Regions from separate parts of the Homo sapiens genome. Here region 1 is linked to region 2. A link is an interaction called in ENCODE POLR2A ChIA-PET data of the cell type or tissue named here. Cell type or tissue: K562. All regions are shown on one strand. Each heading gives the region's core, and the rest is flanking DNA. Links, peaks and the distances in the headings are about the cores only. Region 1 overlaps RHBDD2 (rhomboid domain containing 2). Region 2 overlaps POR (cytochrome p450 oxidoreductase).

Region 1 (9,030 bases), core at 2,389-7,388, 79 kb before region 2:
TCCTCCAGTGTCTACCCAGCTTCTGCGGGCACCTCCCTGGGCATCCAGCCCCCCACGCCTGTGAACAGCCCTGGCACGGTGTATTCTGGGGCCTTGGGCACACCAGGGGCTGCAGGCTCCAAGGAGTCCTCCAGGGTCCCCATGCCCTGAGAGAATTTCTAGGGAAGTCATCTCACTTGGCCTTCTGAAGGTCCTCCCTAAGAGTCTCCTGACAAAAGTTACTTATTGAACACCTCTATGTGCCAGGCTCTGTGTTGGGTACTTTGATCAATGCCCCTGTTTCAGTCTCATCTGTACTCACGGCAGCCCTGTGGAGTACGGTGTACTGGCCCAGCTTACAGATGCAGAAAGCGAGACGTTCTGCCATCAGATAAAGTCACGTGGCTCTTTAGTAACACGGACAAGGCTCCTCGCCAAGGAACTCGTGGCAGAAGAGGGCAGCAGTTGGCAGTAGCTGCCGATGTCTGTCCCCAGCTCCACCATTCCTCCCTGTGGCTGTGCCGTGCTCGTGGTTTCAGTGTCCGTGTGTCCATGTGTCTGCCCTTCAGGAGCTCGCAGCTGGTGTGCTTGGCGGTCCCAGGCCTGTGTAGTGTCTCTCCCCTGCTGCGGGCGCCCCCACCCCGATTCCTCTCCCCAGAAGCGGTGGGATGGGCCCCCATGAACTGCAGCAGCATGCTGAGGTGTCCATGTTGTCTGCCTTTGTATAAAGAAACAGCCTCTGACCTGCCGTGCTGGCGTGTGCTTCCTTTGTGGTCTGGCTGGGGAAGAGGGAGTGCGCTGAGATCTGGGCAGTGGCAATGTGTGGTGTGGCGGCAGAGAGGAGAGATGCACCAGGGCCAGGTCAGGCAGGTGACCAGGGCCCAGTGGGTCAGGAATGGGGGTCTCGTGGGGAGCAGGCAACTGAGATGGGTACCAGCAGGAGCCACTGCTGCCCTGAGAGAGAGGGGTGTTGCCAGAGCCCAGAAGCTGGGACTACAGTTAGGAGGGCTGCTGGCAGGGCTGTGCCAAGAAGGACATGGGCACTGCTGGCGATGTCCCTGAAGCAAGACGGGAGAAGACGCTGGCTTTACCACCAGTGTCTCCTGTTGGCCATGTTGACCAGGAACCAGGAGTGAGGGGCGGGGGGCCTCTATGAGACAGTGCAGGGCACTGATGAGTGTGGCTGAGCTGTCACTCACCTGGCCAGCCCTTGAGGACAGCTGGGGCTCCTCACGGCAGGCTGTGTTGAGAAGGCATGCCAGCTGCCTGGTGTTTTGTGGACCTAGTAACACGTGGCCTTCATTTATCCCAGGAGCTGGATGGCCCATTCTAGACTGGCTTTCTGATAGGTTTTAGGTCTTTGGACATGTATAAGACAGAACCCCAAGCCCATCCAGCCTGGTGAGGGTGGGGCCGTGACGGGCCCACGCCTGGGGGGGCCTCAGACATGAGCAAGAAGGGGCCTGCGCTGGGGTGAGAGGGTGTGCCACTGTGTGTGGCCCTGGTTTTTAAATCTCTTTGTTCCTTGGGACTTTTCCTTAGTCTGGCCACAATGCACAACACAGCCTGGAGTCAGCTCACAGTGGGACCCTTTCTCACCCTCACGTGCATTTTGGAAGCTCTGGAGGCCATCCCAACCCCTTCTCCCATTTGCCTGTCAAATCATCCACTAATATGCCCATGTCCGGAAACCATTCACTGATTCTGTGCCAAGCCGGAGGCTCAATGATGATGAGCCCCATGTGCGCAGGGAGCCCCTAGCATGGGGCCTGGCACTCAATAAATATGAGTGGAATGAACGGATGAATAGGTGATGCCCGCCCTTGGGGAGCTCATTGGAGCAGAAGAAATGGAAAATAATTATCATTCAGGCCGGGCTCAGTGACTCACGCCTGTCATTCCAGCACTTTGGGAGGTCTGGGTGGGCGGATCGCTTGAGGTCAGGAGTTCAAGACCAGCCTGGCCAACATGGTGAAATCCCATCTCTACTAAAAATGCAAAAATTGGCCGGGCGCAGTGGCTCACATCTGTAATCCTAGCACTTTGGGAGGCCAAGGCTGGTGGATTACGAGGTCAGGAATTCAAGACCAGCCTGGCTAAGATGGTGAAACCCTGTCTCTATTTACAAAAATTAGCCGGGCGTGGTGGTGGGCGCCTGTAATCACAGCTATCCGGGAGGCTGAGGCAGGGAGGCGGAGGTTGCAGTGAGCCGAGATCATGCCACTGCACTCCAGCCTGAGTGACAGAGTGAGACTCCATCTCAAAAAAAAAAATTAGCTGAGCATGGTGGCACACGCCTGTAGTCCCAGCTACTCGGGAGGCCAAGGCAAGAGAATTGCTTGAACCCAGGAGGCAGAGGTTGCAGCAAACTGAGGTCACACCACTGCACTCCAGCCTGGGTGACAGAGCAAGACTCCCTCTCAAAAAAAAACATTTGTCATTCAGTGCCCTGCAAAGCTGTGATGGGGCGAAGCAGCACTTCAGGGGCGCAGAGGAGGCCCCCAGCCCAGCATGGCCTGACAAGCTGGGGATCAGCAGGATCCTGAGGACCAACCCTTCCATGGAAAGAGAGGGGGGCTGTGGAGGGAGGGTGGGAGGGTACTAACCATGTCCTCTGGCTGTTAGGAGGATGGAGAGCACAGCTCATTAAGCATAAGTGAAAGCATTACCCCCAACATGCTGGAAACCCCTCCCCTCCCATCCCCAGACAGGGCAGGACCCACAGCGGCCAGAGAAGCTTCCAGACATTATCAGTTTCCCTGCTCGGTTGGCGGAGGGCAGCAGAGAAGCAGATTCATGCCCTGCTCGCTCTGCAAACCTCAGGTAGGCTCTGCTCCTCAGCGCGGACATCAGAAGAAAGGCTTGCCCTTATACTCTAAGGCAGTGGTCCCCAACTTTTTTGGCACCAGGGACCGGTTTCGTGGAAGATAATTTTTCCACAGACAGGTATGGGGATGGTTTCAGGATGATTCAAGTGCATTCCATTTATTGTGCACTTTATTATTACATTGTTAATATACAATGAAATAATTATACAACTCACCATAATGCAGAATCAGTGGGAGCCCTGAGCTTGTTTTCCTGCAACTAGAGGGTCCCATCTGGGGGTGATGGGAGACAGTGACAGATGGGTAGACTGGTGCCAGTTGGTGGTCCCTGAGGTTGCGAACCCCTGCTCTAAGGAACTGAGTACCGTGTAGGAAGTTGATTTGCAGGTAATTACAAGGCAAGATAAAGGCTGTGGGAGCCGTGGGTTGAGCTATGTCATTCCTTCACACGCCCATCTGTTTACTGAATCATTCTTTCATTTAAAGAACATGCCGGGCACAGTGGCTCACGCCTGTAATCCCACACTTTGGGAGGCTGAGGCGGGCAGATCACTTGAGGTCAGGAGTTCAAGACCAGTCTGGTCAACATAGTGAAAAACCATCTCTACTAAAAAAAAAAAAAAAAAAAATTAGCCGGGCGTGGTGGCGGGCGCCTCTAGTCCCAGCTACCCGCGAGGCTGAGGCGGGAGAATCACTCGAATCCAGGAGGTGGAGGTTGCAGTGAGCTGAGATCGCACCACTGCACTCCAGCCTGGGCAACAGAGTGAGACTCTGTCACAGAAAAAAAAAAAAAGAGCAGCAACTGTAAATCCAGTGGTCAAGGATGGCCTCCCTGGGAAGGTGACATTTCTGCTGAGACCTGAAGGAATCCAAGAAGAGAAGCAGGTGAAGAGCTTCCAGGTGGACAGGGAGAACAGAGAGCCAGGAGGGAATGGGCCAAGCACGCCCACCCAACATGACAAAGTGGCTGCAGGAGCATGGCACGGGTGATGCAAACAGCAGGTGCTCAATAAATGTTTGTTGCCCTGGACATCTGCACAAGGACAGCGTGGGCTTGGGAGGCCCCACCCATGCTTATTGCTTGGTGCTCTGCGTCCTGATGACCTGTCTGCCTGGCCTAATGGGGAACTCACAGCCAAAGGCCACAGATCCCAGGAGCCTGAGTCCTGGTCACCCCCTCCCTCACCCTTTCACGCATTCATTCATTCGCTCACTCATTCATTCTCTCATCAAATAATTACTGAGCATGTACTACATTCTGGCCTTATCCCAGGGGCTGGGGACACAGAGGTGACTAAGACCTGGTCCCAGCACAGTCTCTAAGGGAGACAGAAACCCACGGTAATGCCAGGAGGTACCAGTTCTGGGAGAAGCAGCCAGTCCTGTAGGACCCAGGCAAGGTCTCTGCTGGCCTCAAGGGCTGGCCAGACCTATGGAACGTAGAAAAAGATGTTCCAGGCTGGGCGTGGTGGCTCACGACTGTAACCCCAGCACTTTGGGAGGCCAGGGCTGCTGGATCACGAGGTCAGGCGTTCCAGACCAGCCTGGCCAACATGGCGAAACCCCATCTCTGCTCAAAATACAAAAATTAGCTGGGTGTGCTGGTGCACACCTGTAATCCCAGCTACTCAGGAGGCTGAGGCAGGATAATTGCTTGAACACGAGAGGTTACAGTGAGCCGAGATTGTGCAACTGCAGTCCAGCCTGGGTGACAGAGAAATACTGTCTCAGAAAAAAAAGAAAGAAAAAGAAAAGAAAAAGACGTTCCAGGGGAAGAGGGCGGTGTGCACCAAAAACAGCTGTGTCCCGCCTGTTAGGACAAGAAAGTGGAGTGTGGGAGATTACACAGGGCTGGCTCAGAGGACGTGGAGAGGCCACCCAGGCCGGGGTGGGAAGGGCTTGGAAGGCCAGCCTGAGGGTTTCAACTTGACGCTGTGGGTGGTAGTGACCACGATAAGGTTTCTCTGATCATTTTACTGTGCACAGAACTGGGGCCAGGGAGTCTGAGCCCAGTGCCTGAGCCCCAGGCCTCACCCCGGGGGACTGGCTCTTTCACGTGGCTGGCATCTCGGCGGAAAGGTGAGCTGCACTTTCTCAGTGCCATGTGACAGGCCCACTCCTCCTCTCTATGCCTGGCCAGGGCGCATTCCTGCGGTTGGCAGGAAAGGCAATTTAAAACCCTTGAGGCTCCTGTGAGTCCTTTGTTGCTCCCAGGTGTGGTCCATATTTTGTTCACTCACAGGGCTCCAGGTGCACAGAAAGGTTACCTACCGGTAGAGGTTGGGGAGGACAGAGCCAGACTCCCCACTGAAAGGAGGGAGCCCAGATGTCCCACGACCTGAGTGCCCCACACTCTTCCCCTCTCTGCCCTCTCGAGGAAGCCAGCAAAGAGAAGGAGGTTTGCTTTCTCACTGCAACCTCCGCCTCCCAGGTTCAAGCAATCCTCGTGCCTCAGCCACCCGAGTAGCTGGGATTACAGTCATGCGCCACCATGCCTGGCTAATTTAGGCCAGGTGTGGTGGCTCACGCCTGTTATCCCAGCACTTTGGGAGGCCCAGTTCGGTGGGTCACTTGAGATCAGGAGTTGGAGACCTGCACCTGGCCAAGATGGCGAAACCCCGTCTTTACCAAACAATACAAAAGAAATTAGCCAGGTGTAGTGGCAGGCGCCTACAGTCCCAGCTACTTGGGAGGCTGAGGTGGGAGAATCACTTGAACCTGGGAAGCAGAGGTTGCAGTGAGCCAAGATCGTGACACTGTACTCCAGCCTGGGTGACAGAGCGAGACTCTCTCAAACACAAAAGGTAGGGGAGAAGGTCCTGGGGAAAGGCCCAGAGGTCCAGGACAGGACAGGGAGAGCTGGAAAGATGAGCTAGGAAGATGGGTGGGTGAAGCTCCCTCTGCAGACAAACCTTGACATGGGAAGTGTATGTGAGTGTGTGTATGTGTGTGCATACGCATGCATGCCTTTGCACACTATGGTCTTTGGGCCTGAGCAAAGGGGCCCCTGCCTGGTTCCTGTGCTTCTCAGGGCCATGCTAGCCTGAAACCCATGCTCCTGGCTTCTGGAGCACGCCCTGGGATCCTGGAATTCTCTGCTCTTAGGGCCCCCTGCCTGGCTCTAGGGGTGTTGTGGACCTCAACCCGAGTCCATCCTCCTGAGGACAAATCCCCCAGCAGTGTGCCCATCCCAGGCCCAGGGGCTGCTGTTGGCAGAGGGTGTGTCCCAAGTGTGAGTGTGTGGGCCAGGACATCTAAGGGGGGAGGGTGCAGGAGGCCCCAAATGGTGCAGACTGAGCAGCGGTGGGAAGAGAAAGGCAGCCAGTGGCCCATGGGGCCGGGGAGTGGGGACAAGTGACACCACATCCCCAAGCGTGGAACTCTGAGGACTAGGAATGTGAACTCGGCCTTATGGTTTCTCATGAAATTATTATTATTATTATTATTATTATTATTATTATTATTATTATTTCGAGACAGAGTCTCGCTCTGTTGCCCAGGCTGGAGTGCAGTGGTACGATCTCGGCTCACTGCAACCTCCACCTCCTGGGTTCAAGCGACTCTCCTGCCTCAGCATCCTGAGCAGCTGGGACTACAGGCACCTGCCACCATGGCCGGCTAAATTTTGTTTGTTTTTTTGTTTGTTTTTGTTTTTTGTTTTTTTGTGACGGAGGCTCGCTCTGTCGCCCAGGCTGGAGTGCAATGGCATGATCTCAGCTCACTGCAACCTCTGCCTCCTGAGTTCAAGCCTCCAAAGTAGCGGGGATTACAGGCGTGCGCCACCACGCCCGGCTAATTTTTGTATTTTTAGTAGAGGCAGAGTTTCACCATATTGACCAGGCTGGTCTTGAACTCCTGATCTCGTGATCTGCCCGCCTCAGCTTCCCAAAGTGCTGGGATTACAAGCGTGAGCCACTGCGCCTGGCCTAATTTTTGTATTTTTAGTATAGATGGGGTTTCACCATGTTGGCCAGGTTGGTCTTGAACTCCTGACCTCAAGCGATCTGCCCACCTCAGCCTCCCAAAGTGCTGGGATTACAGAAGTGAGCCACCATGCCCAGCCTTGTCATGAAATTATAGTTGTCTGTTTAACAATTTGTTACAGGCTGGGCACGGTGGCCGATGCCTGTAATCCCCGCAGTTTGTGAGGTGGAGGTGGGAAAATCTCTTGAGACCAGGAGTTTGAGAACAGCCTGCACGACATTGTGAGACCCCCAACTCTACAAAAAAAAAAAAAATTATGTGAGATGGAGGTCTCCCTTTGTCACCCAGGCTGGAATGACAGTGGCACAAACATGGCTCCCCACAGCCCAGAATTCCCAGGCTCAAGCGATCCTCTCACCTCACCTGAGCCCCCCAAGTTGCTGAAACTTCAGGTGCACACCACCACACCTGGCTAATTTTTGTAGAGGTTGGGTCTTTCTATATGACCCAGGCTGGTCTTGAACTCCTGGGCTCAAGCAATCCTCCCGCCTAGGCCTCCCAAAGTGTTGGCGTTACAGGCATGAGCCACCGCGCCCAGCCAAAAAAAAATTTTTTTTTTTTTTTTTTTTTGAGTAGTCTTGCTCTGTCGCCCAGGCTGGAGTGCAGTGACATGGTATCAACTTACTCAACCTCCACCTCTGGGTTCAAGTGATTCTCCTGCCTCAGCCTCCTAACTAGCTGGAATTACAGGTGCACACCACCACGCCCGGCTAATTTTTTTTTTTTTTTTTGCGTTTTTAGTAGAGATGGGGTTTCACAATGTTTGCCATGCTGATCTCAAACTCCTGACCTCAGGTGATCCACCCACCTTGGCCTCCCAAAGTTCTGGGATTACAGGTGTGAGCCACTGTGCCTGGCCAAAATTTATTTTTATTTTTTTATTATTATTTTTTTGAGACAGAGTCTTACTCTGTCACCCAGGCTGGGGTGCAGTGGCGCAATCTCAGTTCACTACAACCTCCACCTCCCGGGTTCAAGCGATTCTCCTGCCTCAGCCTCCTGAGTAGCTGGGGGTACAGGTGTGTGCCACCACACTCAGGTACTTTTTGTGTTTTTTTAGTAGAGACGGGGTTTCACCATGTTGGCCAGGCTGGTCTTGAACTCCTGACCTCGTGATCCCACTCATCTCGGCCTTCCAAAGTGCTGAGATTACAAGCGTAAGCCACTTCACCCAGCCCCCAAAATTTTTTAATTAGCCAGGTGTGGTGGCGTACCTGTAGTTCCAGCTACTAGGGAGGCTGAGGCAGGAGGATCACTTGAGCCCAGGAGGTTGAGGCTGCAGTGAGCTATGATCGCACCACTGTGCTCCAGCCTGGGCAAGAAGATGAGACTCTGGCTCATTAAAAAAAATCAAGATGGAGGTGCTATTCCCAGGGCCAATGCTTGGGATGACTTGGGGGGCCTTGCAGGCTTTCTGGCTGCAGAATGAGAAAGAGTGAGGTTGGTGAGAAGCCGCGCTGTGCACTGGGAACAGAAGCCAGTGCCAGGAGGACCATCGGGATGTACGGAGGCTTTGAGGACAGTAGATCAGATGTTGCACAGGGCAGTGCTGAGACCAGGCCCTTTATGTCCCATGGCAGGGACAAGCATGGAGACCTCCCCCAACCAGCTGTGGCATGGATGAAATGACAGGTTAGTGTCTGCTCCACTCTGTCCCCGCTAACCCAGGGCATCTCCAATACCCCACAGAGCACCTGTCCTGCTCAGTAAGCTGGCGGGTATCTGTGTGCCTTCCTTGCTGTCCTCCAAGTTCTGTGGGGCTCTTTCTTTGCAGCCCGCAGCCCCGTGCTCTGTGAATGAACATGAGTTTGAAGCCAGGAAGCAGGGAATGGTCAGTTTCCTCCAGCACCAGCTAAGGAGGCTGCCTGCATGGCTCCCTCCCCTCACCCCTGCATTTCACACATTTTCAAAGGATGGGACCAGGCCCTGGATTTCTGCCCTCAAGGACTCCTAGGCCTTGACGTGAGTCCCAGGGAAGGAGAGAAAGCTGAGTCCTGTGTTTTTGTTCACTAAATCTAGAATGTAGGACACGCGGGTGCTATCTGACCCAGGCTGGTCAAAATCACTGCAAATGCCAGGGCCACCTTTCATCCTGAACCTGCCTGGCAGTGAAGGTCATCCTCAGAAGGTCACAGCCTACAGCTGCCTCCCCTCCACCCCCCCAGGAGAGGTCCACATAGGGGCTTCCGCTGGCAGCTGTCTTGGAGGCCAGAGCGGCTCCGTCAGCAGGGCCTCTGTC
Region 2 (9,030 bases), core at 2,069-7,068:
GGCTTTCGGATGGGCTGTTTGCACTCGGGAACCTCAGAAGGGTGCTCCCCAAGACAGAACATCACCACTGCAAACGGAGCCCACCTTGCCAGGCATTTCCCCAACTGCCCTGATGGGAGGGGAAGGTGTGTCTTTCATGGCACACAGGATGCTTCCCGCTGACATGGACCCAGTGTCTTAAGCTCTGTTTGCCCGCAATTCTTTTGTGTGGGGGAAGACAGGGACCAGACTTAATTTAATGTGATTGTGTGGCGCCCTGGCAGTGGGATCAGTGTGGCTTCCTTTATGGAGTGCAGCCCTGCCATAGCAACCTGCAGGCTGTCTTCTAGAGCCTAGAAGAGCTTTGTTCCGCAGACATGACTTCCTTTTTTTTTTTAATGGGAAACGGGGAGGGCGTGGGGAGAAGGGCTCTGATATAAACAGTTACCAAGGAGACCCGAGTCGGGGTTGGAAAGGTTTTCTCCTTCCCTCGGTCCATACAGAGGGAGGAGGGGTGTGTGCCCGGTGCAGGGACTCATGGGAGGCTTCACTCTGGAATCCTGAGTCCTGCCTGCTGGGGCTCCAGATGTTGCAGAGTTCTTGGGCTCATGGGGGCAGACGCAGGCAGGAGCTCAGGGAAATTCCGAGAGGACTTTGGGGTGTCCAGGAGCACTTTGAGGCCACGGGCCCAGGCAACTTCCTCACCAGTACGGAACAGGGGATGCACAGGGCCGAACTTTCCATCTGCTGGCCCCTGCTGGTGTCCAGGAGAGAGCTGTGACCCTCCTTTTTCCTTAAGTCCTGGAGCTGAGAGTGAGAAGCCATGGGGTGCACGTACTCGTCTCCACCTGAGGAGCCCGCTCTGAGAAGGTCAGTTCCTGACACTGTCCCTGGCGGCAGACTGCCCTCATGCCCCTTGGCCAGGGGACGCCTGCACCCTCACTCGAGTGTGGGAGACTTCCTCCTGGCGGGGACCTGCTGGAGGCCTGAAGATGCGGCTGCCTGGAGTTAACAGCAAGGTCAGCCATTCCCAGGGTTGCTGCCCCTGTCTCTGGCGAGGGACTCAGCCAGGCCTAGGCACTGGTGGCCCCTCTGGTCCAGGACTTGCACGCTGCATTTCCCTGCTTCCAAAGGAAGGAATTTGGACTGGAGACCAGGAAGGCCTCATGCACCCTCTTCTCTGCCTATAAATAATCAGGTCCCCCATGCAAATCCAGGTCTGAGGTCCTCCGATGGAATGGAGCCCATTCAGAGCAGTCCAGTGTGGGCCCTCTCGGGCTAAGCCCGTGAACTTTGCTTCTTGGAGCCCCCAGCAGGGCCTTGGGTTGGGAAGGGAGTTTCCTGGCACCCTCCCCGGCAGGATGGGTTTAACCAGCAGGAACTTGAAGGAATTGTTCTGTGTTGCGCCGGTGACCTAGAGGCACAGGTCCGCCTCCAGCTCCTTGGGTTCCCTTTTCCCCCCTGGACCACTCACACTTCCTGGGTGAACCCTAGCCTTGGGGCAGAGCAGGCTGGCACACCTTGTCCACTCTGACGTTCCAGCCCAGAGGCTCCCCTGTCCACTCCCAGGGCCAGCCAGCCTGGCATTCTGCTTTGTCCAACTGCGTCAGGAGGTCACATGGAAGCCCTCCTCCCCCGCCACTTGCCGGGCTTCTGGGATGGGAGCCGAGCTTGGAAGTTGCCATCCCTTGGCACCCCGCTTCCCGTGGGGCTGTCTCTCCAGGGGGCCGTTTTCTATTCCTGAGAAGACAGCCCAGCTCGTCCAAGAGGCCTTTCCCGGTTTCTTCAGCCATAAGCGTCTGCTCCCTTTGAAGCCCTGTGGCGTGAACCTGTCCTGTCCCATCCGTCCCTGTGGCGTGAACTGTGCCATCCATCTATGTGGTCTTAGCACATGCCACCTTGTGCCATGGATGTCTTTGAAATCACAGGCTGACCGCCTTCCAGGGAATGCCCTTTTTTCTACTGGGTGTTAACCAAGTTCCCCAGTCAGGCACTGGGGAGGCTGCAATAACCAGATGCAGCTCTTTAATAATAGTGTGGGCACGAGAGGGGCGGGGCCTGTGCAGTCCCGTGCCTGTCTAGTGTCAGAGCCAGGATTTAAAGCCAGGTCCGCCCTGCCACGTGGCTCTTCCCATCTTGCTGGGATCCTCCTCGGAGGCTGTCTTCCCCTGGCTGGAGGATTGGGCCTGTGAAGTCACAGGTTGTCTCGTTCTAGTCTCATGCCCTCGGTGCCTGGCGCAGTGCCTCCCGTGCCCCCACCTGGCTGGCCTGTGTTACCCGCCAGGCACTCACGGGGCACTGGAGTTTGCTCTTGTCCTTTTCTTCAGCAAATCTTCAGATCCACTTTGTTGGAGATGGAACTTCCCTGGAAGCATCTGTCCTTTGAGTAGAGATAGGGGTTGGCTTTTCAGCTGATGCCAGGTCAGACCTCAGAGGTGGCTAGGGAGTGAGAAGTGCCCTCAACAGCCTCTTAGTCCGCCCCTGCCAGCCTCGTGCTGGACAGAGAACTCAGGGCTGGCCACCCTAGGAGGAGACACGGCGTCCTGTGCCGTGTGCTAGGCGTCGCGCTCATGGCAGGGATACACAGACAGCCCCCAAGGTTATTCAACCCAGGCTTCCAGTTAAGCCACAGGAATGTGCAGAGTAAAGTGCCTTGGCCGACCAGTGTGTGTGCCACAGCGAAGACGGCGACAGTAGCGTTGCTGCGTGAGGGGCAGGGACGGCCTCTGGGAGAGGAAAGTTAAGTTCTGTGGTAAAGGATGAGTAGAAGGTGGGAAGGGGTCACAGGAAGGGCCTTGTAGGCCCAGGGAGCCGCGTGGAAATGTGAGTAGCTTAGCGTAGCCCAGAGAGGTGGGAAATGGGGCCGGGCCACTGCGGGAGGGGTGTTCAGAATCGGCCACTTTTCTCTTGTTTAAAATATCTGCTCTGCTGGGGTCCCCTTACTCAGGGTGTAGCTATTCTAATTATCCTTATTGTTGGAGGCTTCAAAATCAATCAGTCGGGCCCCACATGTACCACTTCTGTTTATTTATATCGGTTGGTTGGTTGATTTACAGGGTCTCCCTCTGTCTCCCGGGCTGGAACCCGGGTGTTTGAAGCTGCAGTGAGCTATGATCGCACCGCACGGTCATGTGATCGCACAGTGGTGAGATCATCGCCCACTGCAGCTTCAAACACCCAGGTTCAAGGGATCCTCCCACCTCAGCCTCCTGAGTAGCTGGGACCACAGGCACAGACCACCACACCGGGCTAATTAAAAAAAATTTTTTTTTTTAGAGGTAGAGTATTGCTGTTTTACCCAGGCTGGTCTCAAACTGGCCTCAAGTGATCCTCCCACCTTGGTTTCCCAAAGTGCTGGCATTACAAGTGTCGGCCACTGAGCTAGGTTCTTGGATACTCTCTTTAAGAAAATGCCTCTTCTTGGAAGTTGCAGTGAGCCAAGATCGTGCCACTGCACTCCAGCCTGGGCGACAAAGCGAGACTCCATCTCAAAAAAAAAAAAGAAAAAGAAAATGCCTCTTCAAGTCTTTTGATAGTTTTTCTGATGGAGGATTTGTCTTTTTCCTGTTGATTTGTAGGGCTTTCTTACATTCTCGATCAAAGTCTTTTGCCCACATATAAGTACATTACAAATATCCTCTCCCACACTGCAGCTTGCCTTTCCTTCCTTTAATGGCGTTTTTTATTTTATTTTATTTTATTTTATTTTATTTTATTTTTTGAGACAGATTCTCACTCTGTTGCCCAGGCTGGAGTACAGTGGCGTGATCTCGGCTCACTGCAACCTCCGCCTCCCTAGTTCAAGTGATTCTCCTGCCTCAGCCTCCCGAGTAGGTGAGATTACAGGTGCGCGTCACCAGGCCCGGCTAATTTTTGTATTTTTAGTAGAGACGGGGTTTTGCCATGTTGGTCAGGCTGGGCTCAAACTCCTGACTCAAGTGATCCTCCCGCCTCAACCTCCCAAAGTGCTGGAATTACGTGCATGAGCCACTATGCCCGACCAAAAATGTCATTTTAAATACAAAAATGTATTTTCATCTTCAGGTTTGTCACTTGATTCAGAATGGCCATATTTCAAATCTCCACCACCCAGAGGAAGGTGTTTCCCACCTTGCTGTATTCAGCCAGCGTTTTTCACCTCCTTCAGCTTGAAAGTCCTGGGCAAGGGGCACTGGGCTTGTTCCTCTGGCCCTGCAGGCTTGGGGCAAGGGTCAGAAGGAAACAGAAGAACGGAAAATGGGGCGGGGTGAGGGGTGGTGCGGGGGTAGAAGGCCAGAAGTGGACAGTGGACAGAAGATTGTGTCACCCCAGCCTGATCCTGAGGCTGGCGGGCACCAGGCTGCCCTCTGGAGGGGATGGACCAAGGTGAGGGCTGTAGTCCCAGGAACGCAGAGAAGGGAAAAATGAAATGTGGCCCAGTGCAGGGGAAGCAGAGGGGGTCTTTGAATCCCAGGGGAGCTGACCCTTGCGCAGGACCTTGAGGGCAGAGCGGGGGTCAGCCAGGTGAGGGGACTGTGGCAGGAAGGCTCTGGGTGGAAGCGATGGCGTGCACAGGATTCTGAGGCCACCATGCAGGGAGGGGGTGTGAATTAGGCATCAAGCTTGGTTTGTGGAGGGGAGTGGCAGGTGACGCTGGAGACAGACTCTGAGGGGACTCATGTGCCCGGATCCCATGGGTCGTGGGAGCTGTTGAAGAGCGGAGCAGGGAAGTGGCAGATGTGAGAGGCAGGGGCTGGAGAAGGAAGAGGTGAAGAGGTGGAAGGTCAGGCTGAGGTCAGGCCGTGGGGACCTGGGCTGTGGGTGGGGAGGAAGAGGGAAGTGGAAACCTTGGCTCTTCCTTGAGGGAAACAAGCCCATATCTATCTGGGTGCAGGAGAGGTCTTGGCTTTGCAAAGCACTGGTGTCGCAAGAGGCTTTACTGTAGGGGAAATGGGAAGGGTGAGCTGGTGCGGGAGGCCTGGGAGCCCTGGTGTTGGATTAGAGGCCAGCTGCTGGCTTAGCCCCTGGGGAGTGGCACGGGACAAAGCTGGAATGTCCCCTCCCTGTGCTGCCACAGCATCCCATGAAACCTGCATCTAAGGACACCCACGTCCCGTGACACCTGTGTCCCATGACACCTGCCTCCCACGCTCATTGCACACTTTTGTCTTGCAGGACCTCCTCTGTCAGAGAGAGCAGCTTTGTGGAAAAGATGAAGAAAACGGTGAGTTTCCTGCATGTCTTTACTCTTCTCAGGAAGCCTCGGCCCCGATGGGCATGTAATCAAGTCTAGCAGACGGCTGGCGTCACCGCATAGAGGATGTCCCGGTGGCCAGGAGAGGGAACGCAGCCCGGCTCGCTTGGGAGTCATTCTTGCCTAACCAAAGCCCTGAAGCAGCTCTGCTGTTGCTGGGACAGTTTGTTTCCTTGAATCTTTACTTTTTGAACAAACCAAAGTCTAAGAACAGACCCTCCCTCTAACTCACGAAGCTTCTCCCGTCTGGCCCTGGCCTGTCCAGGAGCAGAGGTAAATCTCACAGAGCTGCGGTCGTGGCACCACTGCCATTTTCTCTCCGCTTTGTTTTTGTTACTTTTTTTTTTTTGAGATGGAATCTCGCTCTGTCACCCAGGCTGGAGTGCAGTGGCGCAATCTCGGTTCACTGCAAGCTCCACCTCCCGGGTTCAAGCCATTCTCGTGCCTCAGCCTCCCGAGTAGCTGGGATTACAGGTGCGTGCCACCACGCCCAGCTAATTTTTGTATTTTTAATAGAGATGGGATTTCACCATGTTGGCCAGACTGGTCTTGAACTCCTGACCTCAGGTGATCCGCCCGCCTCAGCCTCCCAAAGTGCTGGGATTACAGGCGTGAACCACCGCACCCAGCCAATTTAACTATTTAATTGTAGGCATCAGTACTACATTTACATAGTTAAAATAAAAACATCCACTATTCAGTGGAAAGCTCCCCTCTGCCACCCACTCATCCCCACTGTTCTTATTATTTATGGATCCTTCTAGAGTTCCTGTATGAACATACAAGTAAAACAAACAGAGACTCTTATTTTTAATTTAAAAAAACCTTTATTTTATTTTAGAGACAGGGTCTCACTGTGTTGCCCAGGCTGGAGTGCAGCGGCGCCATCATAGCTCACTGCAGCCTCAAACTCCTAGACTCAAGCCATCCTCCTACCACAGCCTCCCAAGTAGCTGGGACTACAGGTGCACACCACCACGCCTGGCTAATTTTTTAATTTATTCTTCATAGGAACAGGTTCTCGCTATGTTGCCCAGGCTGGTCTTGAACTCCTGGCCTCAAGCAATCCTTCTGCCTCCGCCTCCCAAAGTGCTGGGACTGTAGGTGCGAGCCATTGCATCCAGCCTACACTTTTCTTAAAACACAAAACGTGGCATACTATGTGCACTGTTCCAGACCTTGCTTTTTTTTTTTTTTTTTTTTTTTTTGAGACAGAGTCTCGCTCTGTCGCCCAGGCTGGAGTGCAATGGCACGGTCTTGGCTCACTGCAACCTTCACCTCCTCGGTTCAAGTGATTCTCCCGCATCAGCCTCCGGAGTAGTTGGGGTTAGACGCCTGCCACCGTGCCTGGCTAATTTTTGTATTTTTAGTAGAGACGGGGTTTCACCATGTTGACCAGGCTGGTCTCAAACTGCTGACCTCGTGATCCATCTGCCTCGGTCTCCCAAAGTGCTGGGATTACAGGCGTGAGCCACTGCGCCCGGCTGACCTTGCTTTAAAAAAAAAAGAACACAAAACAACTTGATATGTCTCAAAGATCCTTCCATATCAATACAAAGATACTGCCATCATCTTAGCTGTACCATGATTCCATTATATGGCCATCTGGATTCACTGTAACGCACTTAACCCTGTCCTATTAAAGATGGGCACTGGGGCTGTTGCTACTCTTTGGCTCTTACCAACAATGTCACTGTGAATATGTAGCTCGGTTTGCACATTTCAAATACAAAGCAGTCCCAGAAGTGGAATTGCTGGATTGGAAGGTAGATGTGTTTGCAATCGTGATAGAAGCTACAAATCGTCCCCGTAGGAGTCACACCGTGGCACGCGCTCAAGAATAGCGACGTGTGAGAAAACTGTTCCCCACAGCCTTGCCAACAGTTTGTTATTAAAGTTTAGATTTTTGTCAGTTTTCTAGGCTTAAAAAAAAAACTCAGTATAGTTGTAATTTACATTTTTATGAATGAGATTCAGTAGATTTTCACCCACCTAGGTCTAGATGGCTTCGTTTCTTTTTCTTTTTTCTTTTCTTTTTTTTTTTTTTTTTTTTGAGACAGGGTCTCGCTTTGTTGCCCAGGCTGGAGTGCAGTGGTGTGATCTCAGCTCACTGCAATCTCCACCTCCCGGGTTCAAGCAATTCTCATGCCTCATTCTCCTGAGTAGCTGGGATTACAGGTGCGTGCTACCATGCCTGGCTAACTTTTGTATTTTCAGTAGAGACAGGGTTTTGCCATGTTGGCCAGGCTGGTCTCGAACTCCTGACCTCAGGTCATCCACTCAACTTGGCCTCCCAAAGTTCTGGAATTACAGGCCTGAACCACCGCACCCAGCCTCTTTTTTCTTTTTTTAATAGATTCTCTCTTCACATCTTTTGCCTGCTTTTCTGTTGGGATTGATCTTTCTCCTTGAAATTATTAGGGAGATGAATCTCTTGTCTGTGATATAAGTTGAAAATATCTTGCCCGTTAAAGAGTTTGTCTTTTAGTGAGATTCCATCTCTTAAAAAAAAGTTTGTCTTTCAACCTAGCTGATCGCATTTTTATTTGTTTTGCTGTGTAAAAGTTACAGAGTCACCTATATGATTCTTTCTTTTCGTGACTTCTGGTCTTAGAGTCATAATTTGAAGGTCTTCCCCATGCTAAAGAGATAAAGATATTCCTGTATTTTTTTTTTCTAGTACTTTTAGGGTTTTGTTTTTCATATTCAAAATTTAAAATCTGATCTATTGGGAATTTATCCTGATGTAAGATGTGAGGTATGAATCCAACTCTACATTTTACATAGCTGTCTAAACACCATGTATTAGAGTCCATCTTTCCCCCACTGGTTTGAAATGCCACCTTTATCATATACTTAATTCCTGGGCTGGGCGCAGTGGCTCATGCCTGTAATCCCAACACTTTGGGAGGCCGAGATGGGCAGGTCGCTTGAGCCCAGGAGTTTGAGACCAGCCTGGGCAACATGGCGAAACCCCATCTCCACAAAAAATAGAAAAATTAGTGGGACACAGTGGTGCGCACCTATAGTCCCCGCTACCTGAGAGGCTGAAGTGGGAGGATAGCTTGAGCTTGGGAGGCACAGATTGCAGTGACCACTGGACTCAAACCTGGGCAACAGCTACACCCTGTGTCAAATAATAATAATAATAGCTGGGTCTCTGGGTTCTTTTCACTGGGCGCAACGTGTTCAAGGTTCACCCACACTGTAGCATATGTTAGTACTTCCTTTTTATTGCCAAATAATGTTTTAATATATGGATTCTTACTTATTTTTCCGTGACTTTTAGGATCAATTTGTTGAGGAAAAAAAAGCTGTTCAGATTTTTTTTTTTTTTTTTGGTAGAGACTGGGTCTCACTCTGTTGCCCAGGCTGTTCTCAAACTCCTGGGCTTAAGCAGTCCTCCTGGTGTGGCCTCCCAGGGTACTGGGATTACAGGTGTGAGCCACTGCACCCAGCTGGTTCAGATTTCTATTACATCATGCCACATTTCTCTAGTGACATAAATAGAGCTGCCATTTTTGTGGGTCGAGACTCCCTGTCCATAATCGGGGTGCTTTTCCATTGGCGTGAGTCCTTTGTGTGTAGTTCAGTAGCTTCTGACACATCTCTTACAAAGTTTATTTCTAGGTATTTTATATATTTTGATGCTCCTGTAAATATTTAGCTGCTATCTTAGGTCATCTTTTGTTCTCTTAACCTGATAATCATGAGCACTTTCTCTTCTATTAAGTATTTTTACGGTGATTATTTTAAAATATCCTTTTGGGCGAAAACCCTGTCTCTACTAAAAATACAAAAATTAGCCGGGCGTGGTG

The links. Peaks named below come from ENCODE experiments on the same cell type or tissue, not always from the same donor. Only the 100,000 strongest peaks of a DNase experiment are listed, where the experiment ranks them.
Region 1: POLR2A ChIA-PET joins it to region 2 with 6 read pairs; 8 of 35 experiments call an interaction of 5 or more read pairs at or near these places.

Annotation. Positions count from the first base shown.
Region 1 is chr7:75,888,200-75,897,229 of GRCh38, forward strand. RHBDD2 (rhomboid domain containing 2) reads left to right here. Exons shown (of 4, transcript NM_001040456.3): 4 at 1-727. The coding sequence ends at 150. Among named protein-coding and RNA genes, the nearest start is that of RHBDD2, 14 kb to the left of the region's middle. In K562, for the core only: no CTCF peak of the experiment used is centred there; a DNase peak (open chromatin) is centred at 4,782.
Region 2 is chr7:75,967,280-75,976,309 of GRCh38, forward strand. POR (cytochrome p450 oxidoreductase) reads left to right here. Exons shown (of 16, transcript NM_001395413.1): 3 at 5,134-5,182. Among named protein-coding and RNA genes, the nearest start is that of TMEM120A, 23 kb to the right of the region's middle. RefSeq lists an enhancer at 1-319. In K562, for the core only: no CTCF peak of the experiment used is centred there; DNase peaks (open chromatin) are centred at 3,112, 4,722 and 5,302.